Regions from separate parts of the Homo sapiens genome. Here region 2 is linked to region 1. A link is a loop called in an ENCODE intact Hi-C map of the cell type or tissue named here. Cell type or tissue: mucosa of descending colon. All regions are shown on one strand. Links, peaks and the distances in the headings refer to the core of each region. The heading gives the core; the rest is flanking DNA.

What was found. Hi-C counts contacts between places; a loop is a spot of excess contacts. Peaks named below come from ENCODE experiments on the same cell type or tissue, not always from the same donor. Only the 100,000 strongest peaks of a DNase experiment are listed, where the experiment ranks them.
Region 2: it touches region 1 in a loop (5-fold over the local background); 3 of 110 quality-filtered maps call a loop at or near these places.

What each region holds. Positions count from the first base shown.
Region 1 is chr18:57,408,738-57,419,008 of GRCh38, reverse strand. No RefSeq gene overlaps it. Among named protein-coding and RNA genes, the nearest start is that of ONECUT2, 22 kb to the left of the region's middle. In mucosa of descending colon, for the core only: no CTCF peak of the experiment used is centred there; no DNase peak of the experiment used is centred there.
Region 2 is chr18:57,350,477-57,360,747 of GRCh38, reverse strand. It overlaps ST8SIA3 (ST8 alpha-N-acetyl-neuraminide alpha-2,8-sialyltransferase 3), which reads right to left and starts at 8,191. Exons shown (of 4, transcript NM_015879.3): 1 at 7,723-8,191; 2 at 6,224-6,346; 3 at 3,278-3,835; 4 at 1-753. The coding sequence starts at 7,901. The coding sequence ends at 471. In mucosa of descending colon, for the core only: no CTCF peak of the experiment used is centred there; no DNase peak of the experiment used is centred there.

The DNA.
Region 1 (10,271 bases), core at 1,955-6,954:
TTGCCAAATATGCTAATTACTCTAATTTGATCATTACAAAATGTAAACATGTATTGAAACATCATGTTGTACTCCGTAAATATGTACAGTTATTTTTCAATTAAAAATAAAACTTAAAAATGATATTGTGAACGTAATTTTATGTAGATAATTTTAAGGGTTAGACTAATATTAATATTCAAGCTTATAAAGACGTTAAAAGTACATGATGGAGCATTTTCTATCTCTATAAAAACCATTTCTTTATGAAAAGTACAATTTCTTTATGGAAAGTACAAGAATTATTTCTTGTCTGCATTTCTAAAATTCCAAAAAGCTCTAAAAACCAGAAGTTTTTTTGAATTTCATATGTTGAAGTAACCATAACTGAACTGATATGAAGCTATTTATAGTCTTTTTTTTTTTAATATAGCCTCCTCAGTCGCCCAGGCTGGAGTGCAGTGGTGCAATTTTGGCTCACTGCAATCTCTGCCTCCCTCCTGAACCATTTGCATGCCTCAGCCACTGGAGTGGCCGGGATTACAGGTGCATGCTACCACACCCGGCTATTTTTTTTTTTTTTTTTTTTTTTTGTATTTTTAGTAGATACAGGGTTTAACCATGTTGGCCAGGCTGGTCTCGAACTCCTGACCTCAAGTGATCCGCCCACCTTGGCCTCCCAAAGTGCTGGGATTACAGGCATGAGCCACTGCACTCAGCCTTTTTATAGTCTTTATTCCACTTAGAATTAGTATTCACACATACCTGTGCAGAAATATTGTTGTGTTTGATGAGAAAGTGCTGCCCCAGACCTTGCTGGGGGTTATGTAATAAATAATATTTACCGCTAAAATCTTTCAAATATCTGAAAAATTCTCAATTCTAAAGCATCTGTCTCTAAAGGATTTGGTTAAGAGATTGTGCACTTGTATTATTAGTTATCCTATAGTTTGATATTTCTTGTTTCTCAGGATAACTTGAATCCATTGGCCAGAGATCTAGACAATAAGCTATATAACTTCCCCATGGTACCATAATTCCCAAGAACTATTAATGAGTCCCTAAAATTTGTCACAGAAGGAGTTTTCTCTGTGAACCAAATTTGTACTATATAATGAAGCATAAGTTGTTCTTCTATTTCCATATTTATTTTATAAAGAGGTCAGTGGCAAAAATGATCAGTGTCAGGGCCTCCTCCCATACTTGATATTTCTTAAGAATGGCCCTGGGCCAGGCACGATGGCTCACGCTTGTAATTCTAGCACTTTGGTAGGATGAGGCAGGCAGATCACCTTAGGTCAGGAGTTCAAGACCAGCCTGGCCAACATGGTGAAACCCCGTCTCTACTAAAAAATACAAAAATTAGCTGGGCATGGTGGCACATGCCTGTAATCCCAGCTACTTGGGGGGCTGAGGCAGGAGAATTGCTTGAACCTTGGAGGTGGAGGTTGCAGCGAGTCAAGATCGCGCTACTGCACTCTGGCCTGGGTGACAGAGCAAGACTGTCTCAAAAAAAAAAAAAGAAAAAAAAAAGTCTGGCCCTGGATGACAATATCATACTTTTCTGGCCTACATAGATGACTTATTTGCATAAATTAATTAATGGCTTTCATTTTACAAATTCTTTCTGTAGTTATTGCTAATTCTGGACCTTTATGGAACATTTATAGAACACCTACTCCAGGCTGGCCTTAAGCTAGGCAACCATGTTACAAAGATGAATGAGAACTAAAAGAGTGCCTCAAAGTATTCACACACTCATTTGATCCTCAAAACAGCATGTAAGATAAGTGGGAGTGATGTTATTGTTCCCATTTTGAAGATGAAAAACCTTAATCTCTGGGAACTTAAGGAATTGGTTAAGGGTCACACATTCAGTAAGTGGTAGAACAGGACTTGAATCCAAGGCTTTAATTCACAATGTAGTTATATTTCCAACACATTAACATACATTGGGAGCCTGTTTGTAATAGAAAATACTTCATTTTCTCTTCACCCAACCCTTAGACATTCACTTTTACTTGGCTGCTCAGAATTTGTACCCACTTATTGTGTTTAGAAAATGCACTGTGAAATGTAAAATGAGTTTTTATGGAAGATAGGATCCTACTTCTTACTGTGAAATCCAAAAAGCCCAAACTCTCTTTTTCCCCATCCCCTGATAGCTGTGACTCAGAAATGTCATCTAGATCCAACCAGTAAGATACACCTCCTTGGATGTCAGATGCCAGAGAGACCATGGCGTGGAGACAGCCTACAACTTGCACTGGTGTGGTGGTGCGTTCTGTGTCCAACAGAGGCAGCTCGCCAACCCAGCTGGTTCTCTGGCTGTGGTTCTTGCACCTAACCCCCATTGATTTCAGATCCTTTTCTGAACTTGGTTCTTATCCCTTTCAGTCTATTCTGTGAGTAATCTGGGTTCCTTTTGCCTAATATTTTTCTGTGAAAATTAGCTCGAGTCAGTTTCTGTTGTTTCCCACCAAGAATCTCTGCCTAGGAGAGATTCACTTTATAGATGAGATACTGGTCAGAATTGGTCAGATTGGTGAGAATTGGTCAGACTTGGGGCATATTTGAAGAGAGAGCTGACAGGATTTGCTAATGGTTTGGATATGGAATGTGAGAAAAGGAAAGGCGTCAAGGATGACCTTAGAGTTCTGGTCTCAAAAATTGAAACAATAAAGCTACCATCAGGTTCCATCAGTTCCAGTTCTCTATCACTACAAAATGCCCCAAAGTAGTGAGCTTAAACAACAATCATTTTTGCTATCTCCATTGGCTTGGGCTTCTTACTGCATGATGGCTGGGCTTTAAGAAGGAGTATTCCATTAGGAAGTGTCCATAGAATGAGCATTCTAAGACAACCAGGAAAAAGCTGCATGGTTTTTTATGACCTAGCCTCAGAAGTCACATAACGTCACTTCTACCATATTCTGTGTTTAGAATTCATCACAGGCCCATTCCAGATTCAAGGAGGAGGGGACATTGGAGCATCAAAGAATTTGGGACCATGTTTTAAAACTATCACACCATTTATTAGGGAGCTCCATGAAAGCTGGGGAAGACAAAGAGGAACAAGTTGGGAATGGGGAAAAATCAAGTGTTTGTGCATGTTAACTATAAGTGTCTATTATTCATTCAAGAGGAGATAGATATTGGGCAGGCAATTGGATATAAGTCAGGAGGCAAGGTGAGAAGTTGGGGCTAGAGACAGAAATTTAAGAGTTGTTTGTGTATAGGTGATATGTGAAAGCCATAGGACTGGTTGAGATAATCTAGAGAGTGTATCTAAATAGGGAAAACGTAAGGATCTGGAACTGTTTGGAAATGTAAGGAGAGTACCAAAAGAGATTGAGAAGAACAAACCAGTGAGGCATGTGCTTAGGATGTTTGCACACAGTGTGAGCAGGGACAGAATGGTAGGAGATAGTGAGGGTAGAAGAATAGCAGAGGACAGCAGAGGTTGAGTCCAATAAATGAACATGAAGGAGAGTAAGTGTAAGCCCTGCCTTAAAAAAATGGAATGTTTTTCTTAGGAAGTAGTGTCAGTTGAGGTAATGAAACTAGGTCCAAAAAGAGAGCCTATGATTTTGCTCCTTCTCCTATGACCAGAAAAAAAAAAATGAGAAAAACAAAAATACTTAAAATTGCACAGACGGTTTTGCATTAGATCATGCAAATCAGAGACTAGGCAATTTCATTGTTATAAGTCTGGTCCCATTATCTTGTATTTTCTCAACTACAGTTTGTGGACAACACATTTGCATTCTTGAAACACTTTATTTTTTGGACAGGGTCTTGCTGGAGTTCAGTGGCATGATCATAGCTCACTGCAGCCTCAACCTCCTGGGTTCAAGCAATCCTCCCACCTCAGCTTCTAGAGTATTTGGGACTACAGGTTTGCCACCATGCCTGGCTATGTTTTTTTTATTATTATTATTTGTAGAGATGAGGTCTTGCTATGTTGCCTAGGCTGGTCTTAAACTCCTGGGCTCAAGCATTCCGCCTGCCTCTGTCCCCCAAAGTGCTGGTATTAACAGGCATGAGCCATTGCGCCTGGCCCAAAACACCCTTCGATTGTTGTTTTGTGACAACATGCTTTTCTGCTTGTATCTCTGGTCAGTCTTTCCAGACTTGCTAGTTCTGTCTCCTTTGACTTCTAAATGATGGAATTTTTTAAGGCTTGATCTTAGATTTTCTCTTGTTTTGATTCTATATTCTTTTCCTCCTTATGCAAGGAGATCTTCCATAGCATTAAGTAACATTTATTTGCTAATGATATTCATGTTTACATATACAGTCCAGAACTATTTTCTGAACTCCAGTCAAATATATCCAACTGCTCACTTGATATTTGGGTCTCTAACAATGACCTAAAACTCAACATGTCTAAGCACTCTTGATTTCTACTTCCCAAAATTGCGCTCACAGTCTTCCCATCAAAGTAACTGGTAACTCTGTACTTCCCAATTTTTAATTAAACTTTTAATTTTGAGATAACTGTAGATTCACATGTAGTTGTAAGAGATAATACAGAGATCCCTTGTACACTTTATCCAGTTTTCTTTAATGAAAACATCTTTTAAAACTAAGTACAATTTCACAATCAGGATATTACCATCAATACAATCAAGATACAGAACATGTCCATCATCATAAGGATCCCCCACATTGACTTTTTATAGCCATGCTCACTTCCCTCACATATCTATTCCCTCATTATCCATAGGAAACCACTAACTAGTCTACTATCCATTTCTATAATTTGTTGTCTCAAGAATATTACATAAGTGCAACCATATAGTATGTAGCCCCTTGAGACTGGCTTTTTATTCATCTTCTCTGGAGATCCATCTAGTTTGTTGTGTATATGAGTAATATGCTCCCTTTTATGGCTAATATTCCATGGCACAAATGTACCACAGTTTGTTTAACTATTCAGCATTTGAATGTGGTTTCCAGTTTTTGGCTCTTATGAATAAAGCTGCTATGAACACTTATGTACAGGTTTTTGTGTCAATATAAGTCTTCATTTCTCTAGGATAAATGCCCAGTAGTGCAGTTGCTAGGTCATTTGGTAGTTGCATATTTCATGTTTTAAAGAAATTACACACTTTTTTCCAGAGTATACCATTTTACTTTCCCACCAGCAATATGTGATTCAACTTCTCTACATCTTTGCCAGCTTAGGTATTGATATTTTCATTTTAGTCATTCTGGTAAGTATATAATGTCTTATTTTAGTTTTAATTTACATTTCTCTAGTGACTAATGATGTTGGACAGCTTTTCATGTGCTTTTTTGTCATCTGTGTATATGTTTCAGTAAATGTTCATACCTTTGCTCATTTTCTAATTGGATTTTTTTTTTTTTTACTGTTTTTGTTTTTTACTGTTGAATTTTGAGAATTCTTTTTATGTTCTAGATAGTAGTCCTTTGTCAGATGTGTGATTTGCAAATATTTCCTCCTAGTGTGCAGCTTGTTTACTCACCCTGTTAACAGGACCTTTCACAGAACAAACATTGTTAATTTTGATGGAGTCCAATTTATTAATTTTTTCTTTATGGACCATTCTTTCTGTTTCAAGGCTAAGAGCACTTTGCCTGGTCCTAGAGCCTGATGTTCTCACATTTTTTTCTGTAGTTATATAGTTTTTTAGTTGTACATATTACATTTAAGTCTGTGATCCATTTTGAGTTGATTTTGAATAAGGTGTGAAGTTTAGGTCTTTTTTTATTTTATTTTTTGCCTGTGGATGACCAATTGTTTCAGCTCCATTCATTCAAAAGGCTATCTTTCCCTCAGTTGAATTGTGTCCGCAGCTTTGTGAAAAATCAATTGGGTATAAATATGTGGGTATGTTTCTGGGTTCCATACTTTGTTCCATTGATCTATGCGTCTGTCTTTTCACCAATGTCACACAGTCTTGATTACTGTAGCTAGACAGTATCTTGAAATCAGGTAGACTAATTCCTCCCACTTTATTCTTTCCTTAAAAAATGGTTTTATCTGTTTTATTCTTTTACCTTTCCATATATATTTGAGGATAATCATGTGTGTATCTACAAAAATCTTGCTGGGATTTTGGTTGGAATTATGTTAAACTTGTATATCAGTTTTGGAAGAATTGATATCTTTTAGTATGTTGAGTCTTCCAATCTATGTACATATGTGTCTTCATTTATTTATATCTTCTTTCATCAGTGTTGCATAGTTTTCAGCATACAAGTCCTATATATATTTTGTTACATTTTCCCCAATAATTTTGTTTTGGGTGATAAAAATTATAAATGATATTATATTTAACATTTTGATAGCCATATATTCATTGCTATTTATAGAAATACAATGGATTTTTGTGTGTTTACCTTGTCTCCTGCAACTTTGCTGAACTCACTTATTAGTTCTAATTTTAAAAAATAGATTCATTGTGATTTTCTATATAAACATTTAGACACATGCAAATAAGGATCAAAGTATTTCTTCCTTTCTGATCTGCATAATTTTTTGTTTCCTTATTTTACTGGCTAGTACTTCTAGTACTATATTGAATAAGAGTGGTGACAGTGACTATCCTTCCTTTGTTCCCAATATTAGGGGCAAACACATTGTCTTTCACCATTTAGTATAATGTTAGCTGTTGGGTTTTGCAGATTCTCTTTATCAAGTTGAGGAAGTTCTCTTATATTCCTATTTTTGTAAGAGTTTTACCATGAATGGAGGTTGAATTTTGTCAAATACTTTTTATACATTGATTGATATAATAGTGTAATTTTTCTTCTTTAGCCTGTTAATATGGTGGGTTACATTGCTTGCTTTTCTAGTATTGGACTGGGCTGGTATCCCTGGAATAAACCCCACTTGGTCATGGTGTCTAATTATTTTCATATACTGCTGAATTCCATTTGCTCATATTTTGGTGCTAGGATTTTTGCATCTAAATTCATGAGGACATTGGTCTGTAGTTTTCCTTTTTTATATTGTCATTGTCTGTATTTGATATCAGAATAATACTAGCTTCATACAATGAATTGAGAGTTGTTCTCTCATTCTTGAAGAGACTTCACAGAATTGGTGTTTAATTCATCACCTCACACTTATTAGGATGGCTATTATCAAAGAGACAAGAGACAAAATTTGACAAGGATGTGAAGAAAAGGGAATACTTCTATACTGTTGGTGGAAAGGTAAATTAGTACAGCCATTATTTAAAAAATGGGTATTCCTCACAAAATTAAAAACAGAATGACCATATAGTCCAGCAATTCCATTTCTGAATATATATCCAAAGGAAATGAAATTAGTATGTCAAAGGGATATCTGCAATCTCATGTTTATTGTAGCATTATTCACAGTAGCTAAGATATAGAATCGACCTAAGGATCCATTGACTGATGAATGGATAAAGAAAATGTGGCACAGTAGTCCCCCCTTATCTGCAGGGCATACATTCTAAGACCTCCAGTGGATGGATGCCTGAAACTTTTCATACTATCAAACCCTATACATACTATGTTTTTTCCTATATATACATATCTATGATAGAGTTTATAAATTTTGCATAGCAAGAGATTAACAACAGTAAGTAATAATAAAATAGAGCAAGTATAACAGTATACTTAAATAAATGTTATATAAATGTGATCTTTCTCTACCTCTCTCTAAATATCTTATTGTATGTAATATTTTTGGACTGTGGTTAACTGTGGGTAACTGAAACCACAGAAAGCAAAGTTGTGGATAACGAGGAGACTACTATATATATATACCTACACACACTTACACACACGCATATATATATATATATATATATATATATATATATATATATATATATATATATATATATACTGTGTGTGTGTGTGCATGCATTTGTGTGTGAATATATATATACATATTCATCCTAAAAAAGCGGAGAAATGTATATAATGGAACGCTCTTCAGCCTTAAAAAGGAGAGAAATCCTGCCATTTGTGTGTGACATGGATAAAATGACATGGATAAATCTGAAAGACATTATGCTAAGTGAAATAAACCAGACATAGAAAGATAAATACTGTATGATCTGGAAGACATTATGCTAAGTGAAATAAACCGGACATAGAAAAATACTGCATGATCTCACTTAAATATGGAATCTACAAAAATTATCTTACAGAAACAGAAAATAGAATGGTGGTTATCAAGGGCTTGTGGAGGCTGGGCTGGAGGGGTGTTGGTCAAAGGATACAAAATTTCAGTTAGGAAGAATAAGTTCTGGAGACCTATTGCACAACATGGTGACTGTACTTAATAACAGTGCATTGTATACTTGAGAATTACTAAAAGAGTAGATGTTTAAATATTCTCACCACAAAAAAAGATAAGTATGTGAGGTAATAGATATGTTAATTAGCTTGGTTTACCCATTCTGTAATGTATACATATATCAAAACAGTATGGCCGGGCATGGTGGCTCACAAAAATTATCACGGGCGGATCACAAGGTCAGGAGATTGAGACCATCCTGGCTAACACGGTGAAACCCCGTCTGTACTAAAAGTACAAAAAATTAGCTGGGCGTGGTGGCAGGCGCCTGTAGTCCCAGCTACTCGGGAGGCTGAGGCAGGAGAATGGCGTGAACCCGGGAGGCGGAGCTTGCAGTGAGCCGAGATCGCGCCACTGCCCCCCAGCCTGGGCGACAGTGCAAGACTCCATCTCAAAAAAACAAACAAACAAACAAACAAAAGCAACAACAACAAAAAACATTATGTTGTGCCCCATATACATATATAATTTTGTCAATTAAAAAAATAAAAAAATTAAAAAAGGAATTGATGTTAATTCTTTGAACAATTAGTAGAATTCTCTGATGAAATCACCTAGACCTGCAGATTTCTTTTTTGAGAATTTTAAACTTGTAAATTCAATCTTCTTAATAATTAAAGCACTATTCAATCTATTTCATACTGGATGCTAATTTGTGCTTTTTGAGGCATTGGTAAATTTCATCTAAGCTTTAAAATTTATGGTGTAGAATTATTCATATGATTTTCTTATTATACTTTTGATTTCTGCAGGGTCTGAAGGGATATCCACTATTTCATTCCTGATGTTGGGAATTTGTACCTTGTCTCTCTTTTTCTTTGTTAGTTAAAGCTTTGTCAATTTTATTGATCTGTTTTCAAAGAAGTAGCTGTTTGTTTCATTGATTTTCTTTATTGCTTTTCTGTTTTCAATTTCATTGACTTCTGCTCTTTATTTCCTCCCTTCTACTTGCTTTGGGTTTATTTTGCTCTTCTTTTCCCAACTTCTTGGGATGGGAGTTTAGATTATTGATTTGAAACTTCTCCTCTTTTCTAATGTAAGCATTTAGTGCTATAAATTTCCCTGTAAGCACTGCTTTATCTGCATCCTACATCTTTTGATATATTGAATTTTCATTTTCATTTAGTTCTGTGTATCTTTAAATTTTCTTTGGACTCCTTAATGAAGTGTAGAAGTGTATCATTTAGTTTCCAAGTGTTTGAAGATTTCCTGTTACTTTTGTTATTGATTTCTAGTTTGCTTCCTTTGTGGACAAATAACACACTCTATCTTTGCAATTGTTTTAAAAAAATTTTTTTTTTTTTGAAACAGAATTTTGCTCTTGTCGCTCAGCTGGAGTGCAGTGGTGCAATTTTGGCTCACTGCAACCTCCACCTCCCAGGTTCAAGCAATTCTCCTGCCTCAGCCTCCCGAGTAGCTGGGATTACAGGTGCCTGCCACAATGCTGGCTAATTTTTGTATTTTCAGTAGTGACGGGGTTTCACCATGTTGGCCAGGCTGGTCTCGAACTCCTGACCTCAGGTGATCCACCCGCCTTGGCCTCCCAAACTGCTGGGATTACAGGTGTGAGCCATCACGCCTAGCCAATTGTTTTAAATTTTTTGAGGTTTGTTTTATGGCTCATCATATGTTGTATGTTGGTTTATGTTCCATAAATGCTTGAAAATAATGTATATACTTCCTGTTTTTGAGTGGTGTGTTCTGCAAGTGCTGATTAGTTCCTACTGGTGGATGATGTTATTGAGTTTTGTATCCTTGCTGATTTTAAAAAGATGTTCTATCAATTACTGAGAGAGGGAGAGGTGTTGACATTTCCAAATATAATTGTGGACTTATCTATTTGTCCTTCAGTCCTGTCAGTTTTTGCTTAACATATTTTGCAGCTCTGAGTCTGGTGAAAACTCTTTAGGATTGCTATGTCTTCCTATTAAATTGAACTTATCATGATGTAATGTTCTTCCTGCTGGTAATTTTCTTTGCTCTG
Region 2 (10,271 bases), core at 3,404-8,403, 60 kb after region 1:
TAGGGAGATAGATAGAAGATGAGATATGCAAACCAGTTTTTTACGTTTCCATTTTTCAGAGTCTGATCCCACCAGCAAAACAGGTCCTGCCCCAGTTGGCCAGAGGCCTCTGATTATGAGGACTATCTGAGCAGAGCTGCAGAAACTATAGCTCTAGTCCTCATAAAAATGAGAGGCAGTTTATTATTAAAATCCAAACATGAAAATACTTCAAACCATTTCGTTAGCAGCATAGTCCCAAATGCAACATTCCCTTTATCAATCAAGTCTAAACCATGTGGCTTCAATGCATCTGTCCTGCTAAATCTGCTAAAACTCTTAAAAGAGCAGTGCAAAAGAGAAAAGACATCTTTCCTTTTAAATGGCAGACAATCCTTATAAGACATTCTCTAGGGTTCTATTCTGAAGGCTATTCAATTTGATTTGGGGCACTTTTTAAACAGCCATTTGGCGCTTTCCGTTTGGAGTTCTTAGGCACAGTGTGACAGAGTCAGCTTGGTGAGCCCTTCCCCATGCATTCGGTACAGCAGCTGAAACTCAGCAGGCAGCTGGTGGGACTCCTGCCACTTGGTGGTAAATTTGGTTCCTTTTTTGTCATAGTAATGGTATGGAAGATCTTCCCTTGTGTTGGGGTCAAATCCAAACGGCCAAAATCCATACAAGTGGATCTCTTCACATATTGCTGATGCAAGGGTGTACATAAGAATACCTGTGCTCAGCCGTTTAGGTGACAAATGTTTGTTTTTCCAGTACCTGTGGAACAATAAGTACATTTGGATTCAGAGGTCAGCGTTGAAAGTTTCAATCAGCAAGGTCTATCTGACTGGGCTGGGTAGTGGATTTGTTACTGTAACTTAAATAGTGCTTGTTTTGAAATTATATTTTAGGCAACCAAAAACAACTTCTGGGCACAACTGGTTACATAATTTGTGAGATCCAGTAAGAAATAAAAATGTGGAGTCTTGGTTCAAAAAGTATTGAAAATTTCGAGTGCAAGAGCAAAGTATTAAACCAAGTGTTGGGCCCTTCTGAGCATGGGATTTCCTGGGATCACACTGTTTGCACACCTTTGAAGCTGGCCTTTGAAGCTGCCCCTGGGTTTTTCTAAAGAGTGGTGTGGCTCTGACCCAGCGGTGACACAACAGAAGGCCACCAAAAAGAATGACTGTGCTTTTCTTACATAAAGTGTTCTTGGATAGGGTGAAGGAGGTCATTTAATCTAAGGGAAACTCCTCCGTCTCTTCCTTTCTCAAACCTAGAAATAAACCCTTCATTCGGGGTTTAGAAAGATTGTGGAGCCTTATTTTTCTTCTCTCTTGCAAATAATTGTATTCCTTGCTTCTTTCTCTTCTAACTAGGGGTTCCCAAGCCCATCTTCAGCATGCCACAATCTGGCATGCTAAATTTTTTAAATTCAGAAAGTGTGTAAGATACATTAAGTGTAAATAATAAATTATAGTTATTAGTCCTTCCATATTTAAATAATATTAATACTCTGAAGCCTTCCTGCTGACACCGCCAAATATTTGAGGCTTCTATGTGGTGTGTGTATTTATCATTGGAGATGCAGGCAGAATGAAACTGTGCATTAGTCAGGTTTCTGTGGACTGTATTTCCTTCCCGTTTTCATTGAACCCATGTATTTTTTTGAGGCCCGAGTGGCTAAGAAACATTATGATTAACTCCACTTTTGTGGCAGGCAGCCACACAGGATAGTTTCTGGAAGTTTCTAAGCACATGCAGTTTCTTCTTCACTACTTGAAGATTTCAAAGGTGAACCTTTCCCCTTCCAAATGAAATTTAAAAGTTCAGTCTTGGTTTTACTATTCCTGTCTAAGGAACTAGAATGACTCTGACAACCCTTTCGGTATAGACAAACTTAAATTGAACAAAAGGGGAGCAAAATAAGGAGATCAAAAGACCATGGGACAGGTTGGCAGGAGACCTGACTTCTAACTCTAGTCTTGCTCATTTAGGGCAGTGACTTTGGGTAAATAACTTCTGCTCCTTGTACCTCAGTTGATTCATCTTTAAACTTAGGAGCTGGGCTACATCACCACTTAAAAAGGTGACCATATATCCTGGGGAACTGGGACAGTCCCAGTTTGTCAGTTATCTGTGTTGTAATTATTAATAGCACCCTCTTTCTCTCAAAGAAAATGTTCCAGTTTGGACTGTAAATTATGGCATCACTCTACCCTCTACCATTGAGATACAAACCAGTTTATTAGGCTGTAATTCCTCCTCCTATGAGAGGTCAACTAAACAGATCTTACATCTTAAGAGGCTACGGGATGGGAAAAATCTATTGTGGAATAAAGATCTTCAGAATTCCCTGTTTACCAGGTCTCCAGAACCCACCCCAACTTATAATAATATTTAGGGCTATGTTAGGACACTGAGGCTACTTACATAGGGGAAACTGAAGTTGAGATAATTTTCTCCAGATGATTTAAAAGAAAAAAAATCTACAATTAATCTTGTTTTATAAAATGCCCTGGACTAGTGGTTCTCAATTCTGACTGCATATTGGAATCATCAGGAGAGTTGTTAAAAAATACCAAGTACCTGGCCTCCACCTCCCTGCCCACCAGATAATTTACATTAGGATCTCTTGAGGCAGAGCCTAGACAATAGTATTTTTAAAGCTCTCAAGTGATTCTAATATACAACCAGAGTTGAAAATCACCAGACTAGAAGAAAATATTGCATCTCTGGCTAATCTGTCTATCAAATCCCAAGAGATAACAACATGCTCATAAAATACTTTCTTCATGTTTTTGCACTCAAATATCAGATTATAAAGGCAGATTGTGCAATTTATGATTTAGGTGTTTTGCTAACCTTGGACATCTACAAAACATAAATTTAAGTCAACTGCATCGTTTCTAAAAAGAAAAACCACTTGATTTGTCTCTAATTTAGCCATTGGCATTCTTGGAATATAGCTATCTATTTAAAGAAAATTCTTGATTTGTGGTGATTTCCATGACTGCTCCATAGCCTTACTACCAAGGGAGAGGACAGAGAATAGAGACGGGAGACTGATGAAGCCCCAATCCTTCCATCTGACACTTGGTTACCAGCTGTGGGTAGATGGAACTTCTTAGCTAGAATGATTCATTCATTCGCTCATTACAAAACATATGAGTTTCTTCTAATTACTACTAAACTCACCACAACAACTAATGAATTGGATGGCTCCCACCCCCAAGAGATTACAACATTGATTTGCCATCTGGTGGAGTATGAGTAAAATGTAATAAAATATACACACCTGTTGACATGTTGCATTATATTTCCCGGCCAAGCCAGTTGGACTTTTAACTGACCTCTGTGTTCAACAAAAAAGTCAACTAATGTCCTGGTCACAGTTGCTGAAGTGTGGAAGAAAAATGCAGGGATCCAAAGAATGGCCCCGTCAAGCTTTTTTAAACTGAGGAAAAAGTTGTTACGGTCCTGAATAGTCAAGAGATTGTTGTAATATTTTTCCAGGATGCTGGGGTTGAAGGTGGTAAGATTGGTTTTTCTTCCAACATCTCTTTGGAAAGCCTCCGTAGGGGCGAAATTGCAACGGAAAACAAAATCTGATTTATCTATTTCTTGTCCACACTGGCTCCCTGTCAGGATCCCACTATTTCCAACCACAGCACAAATATTATAATGCTTGTTCATAATGGGTGACACATCTGGAAGAAGTGACCGGAAGTTATTGCTAATAGAGAAAACATATTTATGGCTGGAATAATCATAGTGCATCAGTTGTCCAATCCGAACACTATTCTTGGTCAAAGAAAAATTTTTTATTACATCGACATGCTGAAGAATTTCTTGCCTAAAATAAAAAGAAATTCATGAAAAGCATTCCATTCAGAAGAACTGATTTTCCATCTTATGACTTATGCTGACATTTCATTCAGAGGGAATCTTAGGCTCATTGAATCCAAAAAAGATTATACATACATAATTGTGGTCCTTGAAGGGAGGACTGCTTCAGAATCTCCGCATATTCTAATCTTTCAGTCAATTTCTGGGTGTATTCTTTGAGGCTTGTAAATGCAACTTACAGTTTTAGCTGCCATACCTTGGTTTTCTGCTCTACGTGAAGAGTGTATCTTATTTGATCAGCAGGGAGGTATAGGGCAAATTGTGTCAGAAAATACAGGGAGACAATTTACACAGGCCTGAAAGAGCTCACATTAATGCACAAACATTAGTAACACATAGTTTGTAACTAGGGTCTACTTGTTTGCTACTGGACTGAAGTGCTCAAAGAATATCAAATATCAGTGGTGTCCAAATAAGAGCCAAATAGATATGAGTCAGTACAGCACTATCTATTATTAAAATATGAAGATGGTAATAGCAGTGGGTGTAGCTGAATATTTAATAGAAATGAGATGATAATCTCATTAAGGTCCTTTGAATAATGAAACAGGGAGTTTTTTCTACTTGATTATATAGAAACACAATTTAGTTGAATAAATCTAATCCTTAGAAAACATGGCTATTATAAATCCTGAAAATATTTCCATATTCTAGCAATTCAGTACATAAACAAGGCAAGACTGATACTTAGAACTAATTTCACGTTGCTTTCATATTGAGCTTTAAGTAAAATTAAGTATCTCTTCTTAAAGTTTAGCTATTTAAAACATTCAAGAGAGACTGGTAACATGCTACTGCTGCTAGATTCTCCGATGTTAAGTAAACCCAGTGAATTTCTTATAACTTTTGCCTAAATGTAGCAGGAATGAAATGAAATGCTTTGCACATCATCCGTTGCTTGGAATTTTAATTTAAAAATGACTTCATTCTTCAAAATAGAGGCAACAGCAACTGAAATCTTTGAAACTCCCCAAGTTACCAGTACCACTCTTACAAGTTGTTAAAAAGGTAAGGCAGATTTAAAATGCTACTGGTAAAAATTTAATGAAAGATTATCTAATTAATTAAAATGAGCGAAGTTTTGAGAAGGAAATATTCTTCTGACTGGTCATTTGGGTCACATGGCCTAGTGTGGGAAGAATATTTTTTATTGAGTTAGAAACATGTTTTGGGGAAAGCTAGAATGTGTTCTACCCATGAAAACGTTCTGGGTTGTCCATAAAATTAATATTGAATTAAAACCCAATTATTAAAAAAACACTTCTAGAGTTTTAGAATTGATCAATTTTCATGAACTAATTTATAATTAAACATAAGTGTTTTTAAAATGTTAATCATATGACTGTATGCTGACTTTTCATCTGAACAGTATTTTCATGAGACCATGAATACCCACTGAATTTGTTTTAATTCTGCCCATAGATTAAACTTTTAAAAGAGAGAGAGAGCAATAACTAGAAATGCTAAGATCAAAACACAACTCCCTAAATAGAGTGGTTTGTAAAATAAGTATTCACACTTCTAATGAATACGCTAGATGGCTCACATCCCATTTAGCAGTAAAATAATCCCACCATGAAGGAAGGAGTAATGAGTTATCGTGGTTTGCTAAGAGTAGACCAGAATCACTGAGCAGAATAAATACATTTGAACAAATCTCATCCTTCTTCCACCTAAAAAAACAAAACCTCAAAACCATCTTATGTGTATAAAATGAAACCGCTACAATTAGTAGGAATTAAGTTAGGTACCTTTACAGTAAGTTAAAAGCTGTAAAGACAATGAAAACAGGCAAAACCAAAACAAAACCATAGTTAAATATCTACATACATTTGGGCCAGCATTTTCACGAGTAATTTGATGGAGACAGATTATGGCATTTTCCGTGTGTTTCAAAGAAACAATACCACTTTATTCTATTTTTCAAGTTTTTTTCAGTGAGGAAATGAAAATGCATTGGGTGGTCTTTTTGCAACTAACCTTTTGTCTGTTTTTTTTTTTTAAATAGATGGCTTTGGCAGTACTTGCCAGACTTGTTAGCTGTAAATCATGGTGCTCAATCAAGCCCAAGTGGAATGCTTTTTTTTTTTTTTGCTATTCAAATTGGTCCTGATATGTCCTTTTTATGAGAGGACACTACACACACAGGAGAAGGTTCCTGATCATTGCTTTGTGCAGTCATGCCAAGAAAACAATGCAGATACACCTGATGGTGAGGGTGGGGCGTATAGATGTTTGTTGTTTTAGATGTTTTTGTTTGCTTGTTTTTGTTTTGTTTTGTTTTGAGCTCTTGAATTCTTAAAAGCACCTTTTGGATCTTTTCCTCCTATCCTACCTTTGATGTAAAAACGCTGTCCGATTAAATTTCCACTTAGAAGGTTTCTCTTGGAGTTCCTGGGTGAGAGAATTCGTAATGGGCACGAATGACGGGTCTAGAAACTTCAGCGCAAATTGTGACCTGGAGAGGAGCATGAGCACAGACAAGCGTGCTGGCCTCAGCTCGGGGAAGCCGAGGTAGCCATTAAAGTGCAGCGGCTGGGGCGAGGGCGGCTGGTACGCGTGCGGGCTCCGTTCCGTCCCGGAGCCCCTCTCATTTGGTCCACCCTCTGCTCCCACACACACCCGAGAGAAAAAAAGAAAACTAGGGAACCCCATCTGCATTGTCCATCCCTCCGGGTGCCGGAGAGACCATAAAATGGCCGTCATGCGGAGAGCAGGGCGCACGCCGGGCGCAGGGCTGGAGCCCGCGGCGCTGCGAGGACCAGGGAATCAGCACCGCGGACAGCGGCCGCCCCGCCAGCCTGACCCGCTACGCCTTTGCAGCCCCATAGAATTGTTTTTGGAGAAAGGGCAGAGGAAACCGGAGACCCAGGGAAAGTCTGGGGGTGGTTCCTGCCTTAACCTCTTCCTTCCCAAACCCACGTCCGATTTCACTTCCTATAACTTGGCTGGGGACCCCCGGGGGCCGCCGGCCTACTCCGCTCCTCGGTCCAGGCGAGGCTCCTCTGGGTTCCTCGCCTCGGTCCCAGCTTGGACCACAGGTGGCACTTTGTAGTTGCCACCTGCCCGTCAGGAGGCCCTGCTGGGAGAGTTCCCGGGGTCACAGAGCGGGGCGGGGGCTCTCGCAGAGCGGCGTCAAGCTGCGCCTGGAGCCTTCACAGGCCGGCCCAGCGCGGAGCGGTGACTCCGACCTGGCGAGGGTGGGCGGCCCTTCCGAGGCTCGCTTCCCGCAGGGGGCGGGGGAATTGCAGAAATCCCGGAAAGCTGGTGGGGGGCGGTGGCTGCGGGGGAAAGGGTTGAGAGAGAACGCCCCAGGGGCTTCCTGAGAATAAACCCGCGTGTCCTTTGATAGGCGTGGGGGAGTAAAGGAGGAGGGCGCGAGGGGAGTCCGGCGCCTGCGCCATTAAACCGCCAGCACCGCCCCGGGCCCGGCCCGCGGAGTCTGCGGACAGGGCGCGGGGAGGGCGCTCCCCTCACGCCTGTCCATCTCTGCTCGCCGCCCCCTCCCGAACAAACACACCGTCTTTCCCTCCACCCTCACCCTCCTGAAAGCCTCCCCCAACCCCCATTTCTGAAATGAGGGAAGGGATGCTGAGGAAGAATACGAGAAATGCAATCACATCGATTTGGACAGCGGCTTCTAGGGGCTTTGGGTTAAAAAAAAAATAACAGGGAGGGGGAAGGGAGAATTAGAGAGAGGAGTGGAAGGACCGCGCAGTTATCTGGCCCAAAGAGTCTCGGAGAGGCCAAAACACCCCTCCCCCACGCCTTCCCTTCCCCAAACACCCCATCAACCAAATTCCCGAGGGCACTAACACAGAGGCCCGCACTCACCGGAATCCCGCGTGGAACATGTACATTCGGGGCGCCCCCGGGCTGGCGTACTTGGGAGTGGTGAAGATGTTCTCCTTTTTCAGGGACACGTAGCTGATGAGCGATAAAATCAGCAGGGCGACGCTGAGCATGACCAGCCCCAGCACACTGGCGACCCGGGCCATTTTGCAGTTTCTCATCCCGGGCTGGGCTGGGTTCAGGGAAACCGGGGAAATCGGTCCATTGAGCGGCCAGCAGCTCGCTGGCGTGTATATATGTGTGTGTGTGTGTGTGTGTGTGTGTGTGTGTGTGTGAGCGCGCGCGCGTGTGGCGGAGGAGGGGGACCCGGGCGGGGGTGGGGGGAGGCCACCGGGGCCGGGGGTTGGGGCTGGCAGGAGCCCCGGAGAGCAGCGGGACCCCGTAGGCAGGGGCGCGCGGGGCCCGGTGCCGAGCAGGAAGATGGAGGGGCTGCGCGGCGGCGTGGCGAAGGAGCGCGCAGCGCCGTGCGTCCCCGGCCGCCGGCTCAGGCTCCCCCGCGCGTTTCCAGCGAGGCTGCCATCTCCTCCGCCGCCTGCAAGATAAATGTGATTGGAATAATGTTACAGTTCGATCTAAGCACAGGATTTAATTAATGAACTCTAATCTCCCAAATAACCGGGGGGAGGGGGTGCAGGAGAGGGAGGGAGTAGAGGGAAATGGTGGAGGGAGGGGGACTGAGGCTGCCAGGCTGCAGCCCGAGCCTACGGCCTCCCCGGCTGAGGGTGCCGGCGAGGAGGTGGCTGTGGGGAGACGGGATCCCAAACTTAGTTTAATGGACCATTCATTACTTTATAATATCACGGAATAGAGAGACAAATAACCGGATTTGCTGTCCTGGAGGGTAAACAACAGCTGGGTGCTTCTCAAAGAAGCAGGGAGGATGGTTTTTGGAAGGCAGCTATTTAAAAGCATCTCCCCTCGTTAAGGCACCGCCCCGGCCCCCTGCCCCCGCCATCCTCCCACCCCAAAGGAAGCTCCAAACAGCAACTGGGCCTGCCTGCCTCGGGAGCCCTTAAAACCTTCTTGGAATTTGCCAGAATGACTCCCCTGTGCGCCTTGTATGCCCACCACATACTTCACTTATCCCTAAAGGGTGGGTAGTGCCTAGCAAAGTTGCGAGGTGACCTGTGAGTCGGGAGGGCCTGCCTTCCTCTCCCCTTTCCGTCTTCCAGTGGATGGACAATGTGCTTGCCCCTGACTTGACTGGGCCTGTTGAAGTCAGCCCTGGTTTAACTCTCCGTTGCCCACTCTTCAGATCCATCCTTCGGGCCTGGTCTCCTGATGGGCTAGGTGGCCTGAGCCTCCCAAAAGCTGAGGCCATTAAAAAACACAGAACTTTTTATGAAGCAGCCCAAGAACCAAATAATAGAGGCTGCCTCTGAGAGTGGAAGGCAAACGCACTAACACTTTGCATTGCTTGACCTTAAATTTATTTTAGCATATTCACGTGTTTCTTGTATATCCATTAGAAATACAAATTAATCCATTTTCAGTCATGCAGTTGGGTGCTCAGGGGAAACTAGCATGTTTCTTTAGCTCTGTCCTTTGCAATTAGCTTATGGCCTCTGCTACCCTAGCTTTACTCTTCGCTTGGTCCTCCCAATACTAGTTAATAAGCACTAATGAGGGAAGCTAGGGGTGAGAAATTGGCGTTTGAGTTCTGATAAAACAAGTTGAGATTCTTCCAAGATGGTTATGACTTCTTTCTCTCCTGAACTTCTTGCCTTGTAGGCTTTCATGGACCTAATGTTATTATCTGTCTGGAGGCTGTAAATTCCTTGAAGGGGTGAGCTCCTGGATTGTAAGCTTCGGCAGAGCAAGGCTTGTCTTACTTCTCCAATACTGTCTCTTACACATGTCATGCTTGCTAAATGTTTGAAGACCTGATGAGCTCCCTTGGGAAACATATCTGTGTGGTTGTGGACAGTGGCACAAAGAATGCTCCTATTTGTTTCCAGTGACAAAGGGGGTCACTTTGCACCCACTAGAGACTTTTTAACCAAAATCTAAAAGTGTGTGTCAGGAGGACACAAATAACCTCCTTTCCTCTGTGGGGCTTTTTTATTATTTAAAAAAATTTAGAAAAGGCTTGCATGCCTGGATATGATGAACACTTGAACTGTATTTTTTTAAATTGCTATTTTTTAAAAATGATTGTATGAGTAAGGTGTAAAATGCCAAAGGGAGTAAGATCTTAAGAGAGCCATCTAGGAATGACACCTGTTAGAAAAAGTCTTCTTGAACCAGAAATCAGGAAACATGCTATGGAGAGGCAGCCTGGGGTAGTGTTACACCTTCAGACTGTGGAGCCAGAAAGACCTGACTTCAAAAGCATACTCTGGGTATTATCAAAAACACAAAAAATAACAAATGCTGGCAAGGATGCAGAGAAAAGGGAACTCGTATACACTGTTGGTGGGAATGCATTCTAGTACAGCCACTATGGAGAACAGTACAGAGGTACCTGAAAAAAACTACAAACTGAACTATTATAAGATCCAGTATTCCCATGACTGGGCGTTTATGCAAAG